Regions from separate parts of the Homo sapiens genome. Here all the other regions are linked to region 1. Evidence: read pairs that join two places in POLR2A ChIA-PET (ENCODE). Cell type or tissue: OCI-LY7. All regions are shown on one strand.

What was found. Peaks named below come from ENCODE experiments on the same cell type or tissue, not always from the same donor. Only the 100,000 strongest peaks of a DNase experiment are listed, where the experiment ranks them.
Region 2: POLR2A ChIA-PET joins it to region 1 with 6 read pairs; 1 of 35 experiments calls an interaction of 5 or more read pairs at or near these places.
Region 3: POLR2A ChIA-PET joins it to region 1 with 8 read pairs; 1 of 35 experiments calls an interaction of 5 or more read pairs at or near these places.

What each region holds. Positions count from the first base shown.
Region 1 is chr18:54,216,183-54,220,182 of GRCh38, reverse strand. All of the region lies in intron 1 of MBD2 (methyl-CpG binding domain protein 2), which reads left to right. Among named protein-coding and RNA genes, the nearest start is that of SNORA37, 4.2 kb to the left of the region's middle. In OCI-LY7, no CTCF peak of the experiment used is centred here; DNase peaks (open chromatin) are centred at 1,652 and 2,352; H3K4me3 peaks cover 3,902 bases; H3K27ac peaks cover 4,000 bases.
Region 2 is chr18:55,422,090-55,426,089 of GRCh38, reverse strand. All of the region lies in intron 5 of TCF4 (transcription factor 4), which reads left to right. Among named protein-coding and RNA genes, the nearest start is that of TCF4-AS1, 28 kb to the left of the region's middle. RefSeq lists an enhancer at 2,242-3,696. In OCI-LY7, no CTCF peak of the experiment used is centred here; DNase peaks (open chromatin) are centred at 2,339, 3,129, 3,509 and 3,809; H3K4me3 peaks cover 3,084 bases; H3K27ac peaks cover 3,877 bases.
Region 3 is chr18:55,435,000-55,438,999 of GRCh38, reverse strand. All of the region lies in intron 5 of TCF4 (transcription factor 4), which reads left to right. Among named protein-coding and RNA genes, the nearest start is that of TCF4-AS1, 16 kb to the left of the region's middle. RefSeq lists an enhancer at 1-152. In OCI-LY7, no CTCF peak of the experiment used is centred here; no DNase peak of the experiment used is centred here; H3K27ac peaks cover 949 bases.

The DNA of each region.
Region 1 (4,000 bases):
TGATTGATATTTTTGAGATATTTTCTTCCTCACATAGTCTTTTAGTAGCCCCCTCTTGCCTTTTTTAAAAAAATCAAGTCTAGGTCGGTCGCTGTGGCTCACGCCTGTAATCCCAGCACTTTGGGAGGCTGAGGCGGGTGGATCACGAGGTCAGGAGATCGAGACCATTCTGGCTAACATGATGAAACCCTGTTTCTACTAAAAATACAAAAAAATTAGCCAGGCATGGTGGCAGATGCCTGTAGTCCCAGCTACTCGGGAGGCTGAGGCAGGAGAATGGCGTGAACCCAGGAGGCGGAGCTTGCAGTGAGCTGAGATCACGCCACTGCACTCCAGCCTGGGCGACAGAGCGAGACACAGTCTCAAATATACATATGTGTGTGTGTGTGTGCCATTTGTTGCTAAAGACTAGTATGATGCTTCAAGAGCATGAATTCTGAATCACTGAGGTTCAACCATGCTCCTCCCCTCACCTTGGTTTGCCTTTAAAAACAAACAAACAAAAAATAAATGGACCCTCCATGTAGTATCTAGAAAACTGACTGAGTGGACCCAGGTAAGCAATGTGACTATTGTCATAGTTCTTACATATTTGTGTTAAAGTCTTCTTGGATTCCAATAAAAAGCCTTTTCTGATATTGTCTTCTTTCTCATAATTCCTATGTAGTTAAACTTGGTGTCCCTTGTATAACTCTCATATTCATTTACTTAGAACTTGTGGCTTTCTCACATAGCTGTCTTTCCCCTCGACACAATGCCAAACACTCAGATGCTAAATAAGGGTTTACCAATTGATATTCCACCTAACGTTTTGTAAAACAAGCCTTAAAATGACTTTGTAGTTTTTGCTTTATTTCTGTTCTTGTGGTGGTGTGTTGGGATAAAATTGGTTGAGGTATTTTATTAATAAGGCTATGCATTTTGTAGTTTCTAATTTTCATCATCAGTGTGAAGGTACTGTGGAAAGCCTTTTTCTGGAATTTTGAATATTAGAGATACAGTGAAAATGGTAAATAGGTTGCTCATAGTGCACAGACACAAGTGAGAAATCGGCATTTGAATTTCATCGACTGTGTAACATCGGGTATAGTAGTGTAGGGTCTTCTGTGCCTTAATTCTATGTGTATTTGTGTTACAGCTCTCAGAATTTTGGCACCTATTAGTAGTATTTTGCTAAATGCTTTACATGAGCTATCATACTGGATTTTTTTTTTTTTTTTTGAGACGGAGTCTTACTTTGTCACCTAGGCTGGAGTGCAGTGGTGCAATCTCAGCTCACTGCAACCTCCGCCTCCTGGGTTCAAGTGATTGTCCTACCTCAGACTCCTGAGTAGCTGGGATTACAGGTGCACACCACCACGCCTGGCTAATTTTGGTATTTTTAGTTAGAGACGGAGTTTCACCATGTTGGTCAGGCTGGTCTTGAACTCCTGACCTTGAGATCCACCTGCCTCAGCCTCCCAAAATGCTAGGATTACAGGCGTGAGCCACCGCGCCCAGCCTATCATACTGGATTCTTATAACCCTATGAAACAGGTACAGTTATCTCCATTTTACAGATTGGGAGTTAGCAAAGGGAAGTAGTGTGCTTGGGGTTGTACAGCTAGTAAGTGCAAAGATACAACCTGAAGCTGGTGGTTTAACCTCAGAACTCCTAACCACCATGCTCTGTTGCATGGCATAGAGATCCCTACTTGTATTCTCAAATATTGCAACACCCCATGTCTAATCTACTTTATTGGGCTTAGTGTGCCATTGAGATAATGTGATTATTTACTATTACACTTGTATCCTGAAGATGTCAAAGGGTAAATTTTAAATCCTATTTGGTAGTGAAGCTATTGTACCAAAGGATAACCCTCCAGCTTTAAATAATCCTGGAGGGGAAAAAAATGTAATAAATCCACATAATTAAAGCAGTATTGTTCTGAGTAATAAAAGTGATCAATTTGTTCAGAAATATTCTCTCTTTGATAAATGTTCAACCTAGGATTAACCCTGTTATTTCTCAGATATTGAGGTTTGAGATACAGTTGAAATATACCGTACAGATCAATTTTTTAAAAATCTCTAGTTAGAGAAAGGAAAGAAATCCAATATTTATTAAGAGCTTAATTGCATAATAGAAAGTTTGGCTTGCTTTAAGTCTTTTCTCTTGATGTTGTGTGATTGAAGCCTGCACCCAGAAATGAAAGACATAGGTGTGGTGGAGATTGTGCTCTGATATATCTTCCTTAGCTGTACTATCACATCTTTTTGTGAGATACCAAAGGAATTTTTGTTAGGGTGCAGCATTGCTGTCTGTCCTACATCTGATTTTTAGAATCTGACATGCAAAGTCTCACCTGCCGCAACACCCACAATACTTGTATTAGAGGAAATACATAGCTCAAAGGAACTGATGCATATACATTCTAAAAATAATCTCCAACAGAAATTGGTAGATTTTTTCACATTGCTTTTAAAAATTTAGTTAATGAGATATCATCATTTTTTTCATAATTTAGTTTTAATGGAATGTTAAAGGAAGTGATGCTTTTTTTGATTTTGGTTTTTAGATTCTATAGTGGGGCTCATAGAAATTCATAACTTTTTTACTCATGTTTAAAATCTTCTCAAGACATGCATGATGAATTAGAAATAAACCATAAACTCTTCCTGGATTTAGTGTTTGGCTGGGAATCTTAATGCCTCTTACAGCTCTTATGTATTGATCTTTCATTGTTCTTTGCCATTTCCAGTGAGAAACGATTAGGAAAATTTTGTAATATGGTGTTTTACTTAATTTTATCAGAACTTCTAAAAACTAAAACTTCCCAAGGAAGGAGAATAAAAATATGGAATATAATGAAGTTTGAATAATATCTGCAGATTTCATGATTTCATCCTGTCTTTGTTCTCAGTATAATACAAATTCAAACTCATTTTGGGAACTTGATGTACATAAACTCTATGTGAATATAAATAATAAAATTTAAAATTAGATTTTAAAATTGAACACTTCGCATTTCTCAGGAGTAATCGAGTGTTTTACAGATGTGAGGAAGAAGAACATCGTCCCCTTTAATTTTTTATTTTGTTTTGTTTTGTTTTGAGACGGAGTTTCGCTCTTGTTGCCCAGGCTGGAGTGCAGTGGCGTGATCTCCACTCACTGCACCCTCTGCCTCCTGGATTCAAGTGATTATCCTGCCTCAGCTTCCCAAGTAGCCGGGATTACAGGCATGTGTCAACCATGCCCAGCTAATTTTGTATTTTTAGTAGACGAGATTTCACCATGTTGGCCAGGCTGGTCTCGAACTCCTGAACTCAGGTGATCCACCTGCTTTGGCCTCCCATAATGCTAAGATTACAGGCATGTGAATGCTGAGATTACAGGCATGAGCCACCGCGCCTGGCCCATCATCCCCTTTTGAAGATTTTTTTTTTTGAATGCTGTGTCTTGGTATTCTTTTCTTTGTTATTTTTATACTGGAAGAATGCATGGATAAGCAAGGATGCGTGTCCTTAAAATTCTTTTTAACAGGCATTCATCTCTTTTAAAAAGCCTTTCCTAGAGTCCCCTAGCAGAAATGGGAAACTCCTATGGCATTTGAGTATTACTCTGTTAACTCTTATCACATTTGCTTTAAGAAATAGTTGGCAAGTCTTTGTTACCCATGAGATTCTGAACCTCCTCAGTGTCAGGAGCTGTGTCTGATTCATTTTTGAATCTTCAGTATCCAGCATAGTCCCTGGTATAATATGGAACGTTTTTCATAAATCTTCGCTAAGTGAAGCAAACAGTAAATACATTTCTCTATTAATCCAAAAAGTTATGGTTAATCTGGCTGTATACATAGGCCTGACTCCCCTTATAGGGGCTGCAGTTACCAGCATCCTGCCTTGCACTAAATCAGGTATACAAATATTGAATAGCTGAAGTAAATGTAATTTTTTTCCTCAAACTTGTGTGTGTGTAGTGTTGATGTATATATATTACCTAGGCTTTTAGGTCTAAAAT
Region 2 (4,000 bases), 1.2 Mb before region 1:
TCTTGGTTTGTGTTTTAGGATGGACATGTCCCTTCTTTAGAAACAAGTCTGCTGTAAAATGGGTTGTATCCATCTCAGAGCTATTCTGCGTAGTCTTGATGTGGAAAAGGAAACAAATCTCCAAGAATAAAGTAGAGCACTAGGCATTTCCCATCTTCCTGTAGAGTGGTAGTTTAAACAGCAGGGGCACTGAGCAGAGCGATTGAGCCACCCAGCAAAGCTGAGCTGTAGCACCTGATCATTATCCCTCAGGTTTAAGATTTACCTGTTGTGCTCATTGTAACAAAAGAAATGAAATCTCTGTAATTATATTGGAAGGGGGAGGAGATCGTGTTTTAGTTCCTTTGATCTTGAGCTAGAATAGGCTCTGCTTTTGGAAATTTAATTTGAAAGAGCCCAACGTACACATCTGCTTTTTGTACTGCAATTTCTATTGAGCTTGAAAATAGAAATTTATTAATGCAAATGTGTAGAGTCTGTTCCTTGAGGAAAAGATATACTCATTCAAAACACAAGGTGATCCCTTCCTACATAGCTATGGAAGATGTTAATATGTTTTCTGTTTTTTTTTTTCCTTGACTTCAGATATGAGGTTCCTTGCTAACAAGGACTAAGCATAAAAATTATAGGATCCATTGGGGAATGGAAAGATTCATTCAATACTTAAAAGTTTCCAAAGGACAAATTCATTGGTGAAGAGCTGGGGGAAGCATACTGAATCCTCAAAAGAAAAAAAAAAAGCCAAAAACAAGTGCATCATCAAACCATTCTGAAAATATGTTTGAATTGATGATAGGGCCCATGCTAAGAGACAAAGCTTTCATTTCAACGAATCCAATCTGCCTAGTGTTGTGTAAAATTGCCTTTGCCTGTAAATGGAATGGCATGCAGATTTTAGGTAGGACACTTTCTCACCCAACTTAGCCTGTACTCTATTTCATTTTTTCCACCATTACATGAAGCTTCACATAAATGACAACTTGACTTAATCCTTAAAGTGGCTGGATTGTGTGGTCTATTTTGATTAAACTTTTTCTTGTTCTTAGTGTAAATTTTCAGTAATGCCTAAAATGTCATGAGCATTTTGGGACATAAATCCTTTAAGCTATTTTGCAGTCATATAGTTGTTCTTTGGAGGGTTTGAGTGCTTTCCTAAACTCCTTCTCATCTCTAAATAGGCAAAATAAATTATAAATTGTCGAGAACATTCAATCACTCTTCGGATGAGCAGGCATCTCCTAAAGCTGGGGAAAGTATCCATTTTCAATATTTTGAGTAAATATAGTTGATTCTTTATAATATTTGTACTGTATCAAAAGATCTCAAAAACTGTTATAAATTACCTAGACTTAAGGAAGAAGACATGATTAAATAATTCATTGGATCAATAAAACCAATCTGCTTTTTTCTGATGTGGTGTGATGAAGTTTTTTTTCAAATGGGGTAGGTGGGCCTCAGTGCTGTGTATTATCCTTTTGATTCTATTGGTTACTGTCTTTCTCTGCTCCCCCCTTAGTTGTTGTTTGATATTTTTGTGCTTTTTGTTTGTTTTGTTTTAAAGAAAGGAAAGCTGCAAGCCATAGAAAGTTAGGCTGTGAGTTAGGAATTCTGAGTTTAAAGCAGGGAGCCTGTCCCTAACTTTGTGTTTAAGTTGGTGTTTCAGTTATGTTGCCAGTGTAAGCTTGTGACCCTTACAAATGTACAATTTCATTTGGGTTCAGTGATTCCTGGATGAGTTTGTGATATAGGATGCCAAAGGCTGTGGAATTTCTTTAAGACACAAAATCTTGAGACAGAGCTGATTCCTTGGAAGCTTGTGGGTAACTAGAGTCTCATGTTAACTAATCTGGAGGGGGCTAAGAAAAGTCTTCCTACCCACTTCCAATTAATTAATTTCTAACATTTCCATCTAATCATGACTTTGTCGAGTGACACACATCTTTTTTCCTCACAGGCAAGAAACTCACACACAAAATTTCTATTTCTAATGGCAGACAGTTGGGGTGCCGCAGCCAAGCAGTCACCCTTAAAAATTAATGAGCGTAATGATGGTTAGAAAAGCGATTCTGATGGTGGTTGGAGAGGGAGGGGCCATGGGGATGGCAGAAGGAGGAAGACCGGACTCCTCATAAGTGACAATGATGTGAGCCCCTGTCCTCATCTCCCCTCCCATCCCCCCTTCCGCCCAGTCACCACCCCTTCCATCCTCCTCTCTTTACAGGAGCCAAAGCAGATAGAAAGACAGGGCGATTATGAAGACGTCAGTTGGAGTGTAGGCAGGCGAGAGGGGCGCAGCGCCCCAGATGAGGTCCGGGGGGAGCTGAGGAGGGTCACTCATGGACGACCGTGTGTGTGTGTCTGACAGACTGTGAAATGGTGCGTTGTTGCACGGCTGCGCTGCACCTGGGCCCTTCATCTGTGATTGATTGGTTTGGTCATGTGTAATGGTCCCATCTGCTCTGTGTTGTTTTTCTTTTTTTACTTATAAACACCGTTCCCAGAGGCTGAGAGAGGATGAGCTATGTTTTGTCATCTTCACTTACACTTTAGCTCAAAAAAGTGGTCAAGTAGGTAAGCTCTAAAGTCTGTCCAAGTAATGTAGTAGGAAAGTACGGTTTTTCCCCTTTGCTTGATTGTGTGTGTGTGTGTGTGTGTGTGTGTGCGCGCGCGCGTGTGCCTCTCCTGCGCACGCGTGTGTGCGTGGAGTTTTAATGCTGCCTGTTAATATCTGAATAGTTCGTGAACCACGGAAGACCAAAATATCGCAGAAATGATTTGCACAACTCTGTGTATTGTGACTCTTACTGCAGTGAGGATTTTTTTTTGTAACGGAGCCAATACTTAATTAAAACCGCTGACATCATGGTGTTATAATTAAGCGTGGCATTAATTAAGCTGGAATAACGATTTTTTTTTATTAAGAACTGCTTCTATTGTATAAGACCATTATCGCCTAAAAACAAAATAATTTTAAGGCAAAAATAAATTTGCTTTAACCTAGCCCTTTTCAACTTCCCCCAAAGTCCGGCCTCAGGACTGTCATCATCAGGGCTCCGAGTCTGTGTGTGCGTGTGTGTGTGAGCATGTGCGTGTGTGTGTGTGTGTTTGGTGGTGTTGGGTTGGGGGAGAGTGGAAGTGAAATTTGTTTTTTTTCACCCAAAAATGCTGATCGGCTCCTGGCATTCTGATGGCTAATTATGCATCGGAGAGCTTCGACAGCTGCATTCATCATCATAAAATGTAATAATTAATGACATTCCAACAAAGAAAAATATGCAAATGAGGACTCATTAGCATTTTCATATTCAGCTTTGATAATGCTTTTGCTGACAAGGTTGTAATTAATGAAAATTCATGTCGCAGTCAGGAGATTGGATCGGTTTCATTCCGCTCACAATTCCCAAATGCTTGCATTATGGAAAATCGGCGGCTCTGCCAACTTTTCAGGGAAGAAAAAAACACACACACACACTAAAAGCACCAGATGCAAATTAATGGTAGGGAGTCTTTAACTCTTTAAACCACCCCCCTAAATTTCCATCATAGGAAACATGTGATGAGTGTTAGCCTAAGAACTAGATTCTCTTTTTTTTAATAATAGGAAAGTACTTTTATTTGTGACCCAAGTATGAGAATTTCTGGCAAACTTTTTTTTTAATATTAAAAAAAACCCCCCAAACCCTCCACCTTTTCCCTTCTTTCCTTTTCCCTTTCAAGACTATTTAAATGTACATAGTAAAACATGTTAGGACAGCCAAGCCCCAGCATGTTGTGTTCTGTCCTCTGGCTGGCAGATTCACGCCACAACAGTTTATTCATCCACATGCTTTTTGGCGACTCTTCATCACGTATTTGGGCTTAGATCTTCTGGTGCCTCCCTCGGCGTGCTACCCATAAGGTCGAAAGAAAAGCAAGTATTCGATTTCTCTATTCAGGGTGGGTTTTTTTTTTTTTTTTTTTTTTTGGATGATAGTGGTTTTTTTTTTTTTGTGCTTTTTCT
Region 3 (4,000 bases), 1.2 Mb before region 1:
CCCTTCTCTTGGCCTCTGTCAATTTTAGGGCTCAGCAAAACTGGGCTTACTAAAAACACCTTTCAATTTCTGTTCTCAGCATTAATCTGTCTTTGCTTAGTGTTCAAAGAATACTTTAAGATACTCATTAATGCAAACACTGTTATGAGGAGGGAGCTTCACTTCGGTCCCTTCTTCTCACCTTCAGATACTACTGTAACAGCTGTGTGGGACTGGAGTATGGAATGTTTCAGAGAAGCTGCTTCTGAGTGTGTAGGAGAGGGCTGAAGAAACTTTCATCCAGTACACAGTTTTGTCCTGTAGTCCTTGTTCCCATGGCCAAAAGTCTTCTGGTAAAATTAATCTCCAGTGCTACCTTTCCTACCAGGACTGCAGGTGGTGTCTTTTAGTTGAAACAGACTCCCGTGGTCCCTTGATTCTCATATGTAATGTTCCATGTTCAGGTGTCTCTGAAAGCTGTTAGACTTCATCCAATGGAGAAGGGTCCATTGAGCTACATCACTTTCTTTTTTCACATTTGCGTTTCTTTATGTAGAGTGAGTTGCAGTTTGGTTGGCTTTTTTTCTGGGAATAGATCACTCTTCTGGGGACTGTCAGACTTGGTCCCTGCCCTGGGTGAGTTTGCCATCTTATTGAGGGGGTACTAACATGTGCGAGACAACTATAATCATAGCAATACCAACCCCACCTCAATGGCTGAGTGACTAATGAGAGGAGAGAGTGAGGGGCTGAGCAGAGGCCTCTAGGAAGCAGCTGTGGTCAATCTTAGCCTACATTTACTTTTTTTTTTTTTTTTTTTGAGACGAAGTCTCACTCCGTCACTCAGGCTGGAGTGCAGTGGTATGATCTCTGCTCACTGCAACCTCCACCTCCCAGGTTCAAGCAATTCTCCTGTCTCAGCCTCCTGAGTAGCTGGGATTACAGGCATGCACCACCACACCCAGTTAATTTTTGTATTTTTAGTAGAGATGGGGTTTCACCATGTTGGCCAGGCTGGTCTCAAACTCCTGACCTCAAGTGATCCGCCCACCTTGGCCTCCGAAAGTGCTGGGATTAGAGGCGTGAGCCGCTGTGCCTGGCCTAAACCTATATTTACTTTGAATTTCACTATAGTCTACCATTTCCTGATGCCTTATATATCTGACATATATCTGATGAGTGACATTCTTGAGATGTCTGCCCAGGACTCCTGAACCCCATGAGAAATAAGATTGCACTTTGCAGTTCTTCAACCTTGCTGTGCATCTGAGTAACATGTGGCCCATTCATACACTGCAGATGCCTGGGCTCCGTCTGTGAGATTCTGTGTTTAGAGGCCTGGGCTGGGATCTAGGCTTCTGTTATTTAAACAGGAATTTCTGACCTACACATTGCTTCAAAAAATTGTCAATTTTGTTTTCAAAATTGTTATTTTTTCTTGAACTCAATACTTATTTTTAAATCCTTTTTCACTCAGGAAAAGTGAATCATCACCTACTTAGCACCTAATTATTTACCACTAAGATATTTGTGTGCAAAAAATTAATAATTTTTAGATCAAAGAAAATGGATAACTTCTAATATGTTAAAATCGTGCATATTTCCATTGAGAGAGAGAATGGGCTGAAATTATCCCTCTTTTATATTTTAATTGTTCATCAAATTGATAGATTTAATCTACTGGCCCTAAAGATTTGCTTCTATAATAATGTTGTGAATGAAACCTTCATTGCTGTAGATTCACAATTCAACATCATACGTATGTGGTAGGTGTGATTTTTCTTGTATTAAAGGAAAAAGGGTTAGCAGATTTTTACCAATTTAGAAAAAAGGCAAGCCAAATTAGAGGGAAGTCAGCATTATAAATATTTCGAAAAGAACCCCCATTCATTATTTTTTGTAATGTGTAGCTAAGACCAAGCAACAGTGAAGTGGGAATCTTTGCCTTATGCAAAATGGTTAGGGAAATAGCTAAGGATGCTAAGAAATTAGCTTCAATATTGGTTGTAGGCATGAATGTTTTTCTCAGGGACTTGGGTGATTTTGTTACACTTTCTAATATTATCTCTGCTATCTTCTAGGACTTATTTTGTGCAGTCAAAGACTTTTTAAGGCTGTCTGTTCTGTAAAAGAAATACAAACTCCAAGTTGTTTGATTTTATGAGTTTTGTTGTTGTTGTTGTTGCTGTTCAGTCTGTAAAATAGTGACGTGGATAATAAAGATATTTAGTTGTATGTCCAGTGACCTTTGGAATAATAAAACTGTTTTTGTCTGTGTGGGTTTTTCACATACAGGTAATGTTTTGTTCACATTCTGGATACAGACCTGACCTCAGGCTGCTCAGCACTGCAATTTCATAGGCTCCTATGAGGTCCCCGGCTAACATTTTGACTGTGGTGGTAGACCTTCACCTCTTAGATTTCATATATCTTTCATTTTGCTTCTTTTGTGCTTCTGTTGAATTCTGTATATTTAAGAAAATTAAGATGCAGAGAGAAAATTGGTTAATGTCTCCTCTGTGTCTTGTAATATGTGGCCCAAACAGAAAGAAAATGTATGGAATTTAGAAATTTTATTTACTTGTTTTCTTACATCATAGAATACCATTTTACCATTGAAATTATTAAAACCTGCTTTTATTGAGAATTTTGGGGAAGTTGAAAATGTAACCTTTACGGGGAATTAAAGCTGTTTTATTTTAATGAATAAAGTAGTTAAATTATTAATCATATAAAATTATTTCTCTGGATGTTAATAACCATTTCTTTACCCAGGAACTTTTTTCTAATCACAGAATCTTGATTGGTGGTTTATTTGAAGGCATATCTCACTATTAATGGTTCAAGAATACCCATAACTTTTGGAAAGACTCAAAACATATTGCATAATTGGATTTTAAGTTATGTTGTTTGTAAGCTTATTTGACTTGTATCATGTAGTGATTACTATCAGTTTTTCTGGATGTAGGTAGGTGCTTCTTATGATTCTTTCATAGATAGTATTGAGTCATTCATTAAGTCTATTCCTCAGATGCTTATTGAGCATCAGACTTGTGTCACATACTTGCACAGCTTGGTGTTGGAGATACACCCTTTATCACCACATACTTGGAGTTGCTTTTTGTCTGCTGTAAGACACAGGATGTAGTGAACAGGCCAAGAGAAATATAGGGTCCTGTGGGAGCTCCTTACAGGGAGGGACATAGCACAGAGAAACTCAGGGTAGTTGACATTTAAGTTCAGATCTGAGTGATCAGGAAAACAGCCAGCCAGAGGGAGCTGGCATGGGAATGGATGGAGGCGTGTTTGAGTCATGGCAGCCAGATCTAAAGAAGGCTACAAGTAGAGAGAGGACTGTGCATTTCTCCTTCCCATCACTGGAAGAGGAAGGGTATGAGGAGTAGGCTCTACATGAACATGAGAGCCAGCTCATGAAGGGCTGTACAAGCCATGTTTCAGTGTTTATCATTCATTCTGCAAATACATACTCAGCACTATGTGTCAGGTACTTGGCTTCAGGAAACAAGGCAGAAAATAATGCCTGCCCTTGTGGAGATTTTATTCAAATGGGGAAGAGACAAACAGTAAACATGGCACTAGTGGTTTTGAAAATGGGTCAGAAGTATGTGTAGTCCAAATGGTTACAGACTCAGCATTTGCCAATATCATGGAGCCAAATCTAAGACTATTTAATAAAAATAAGTTTGCAATCATTTCCAGTCCTCAGCTGATAACTACAGATAGACTTATTCTTAACTCAACATATTTACAGGTAAAGTTGAAGGTTACCTATCATTTATATTTATTGCTCACTCACATTGCATCAGGCATTGGGCTAAGCAAGCAAGCAAACCACATTTGAGAGAAGGTGCTACAGTTTAGTGCAATCAGTATTTCAAGTTCACCAGAGTAGAACTTAAGAGTAGAAGGTTTATTTGTTAAATAAGAATACTTGACCTTAATGGCTACCAAAAAAGAGTTGGAAGAATGAATAAGATCTAGTATTTGATGGCACAACAGG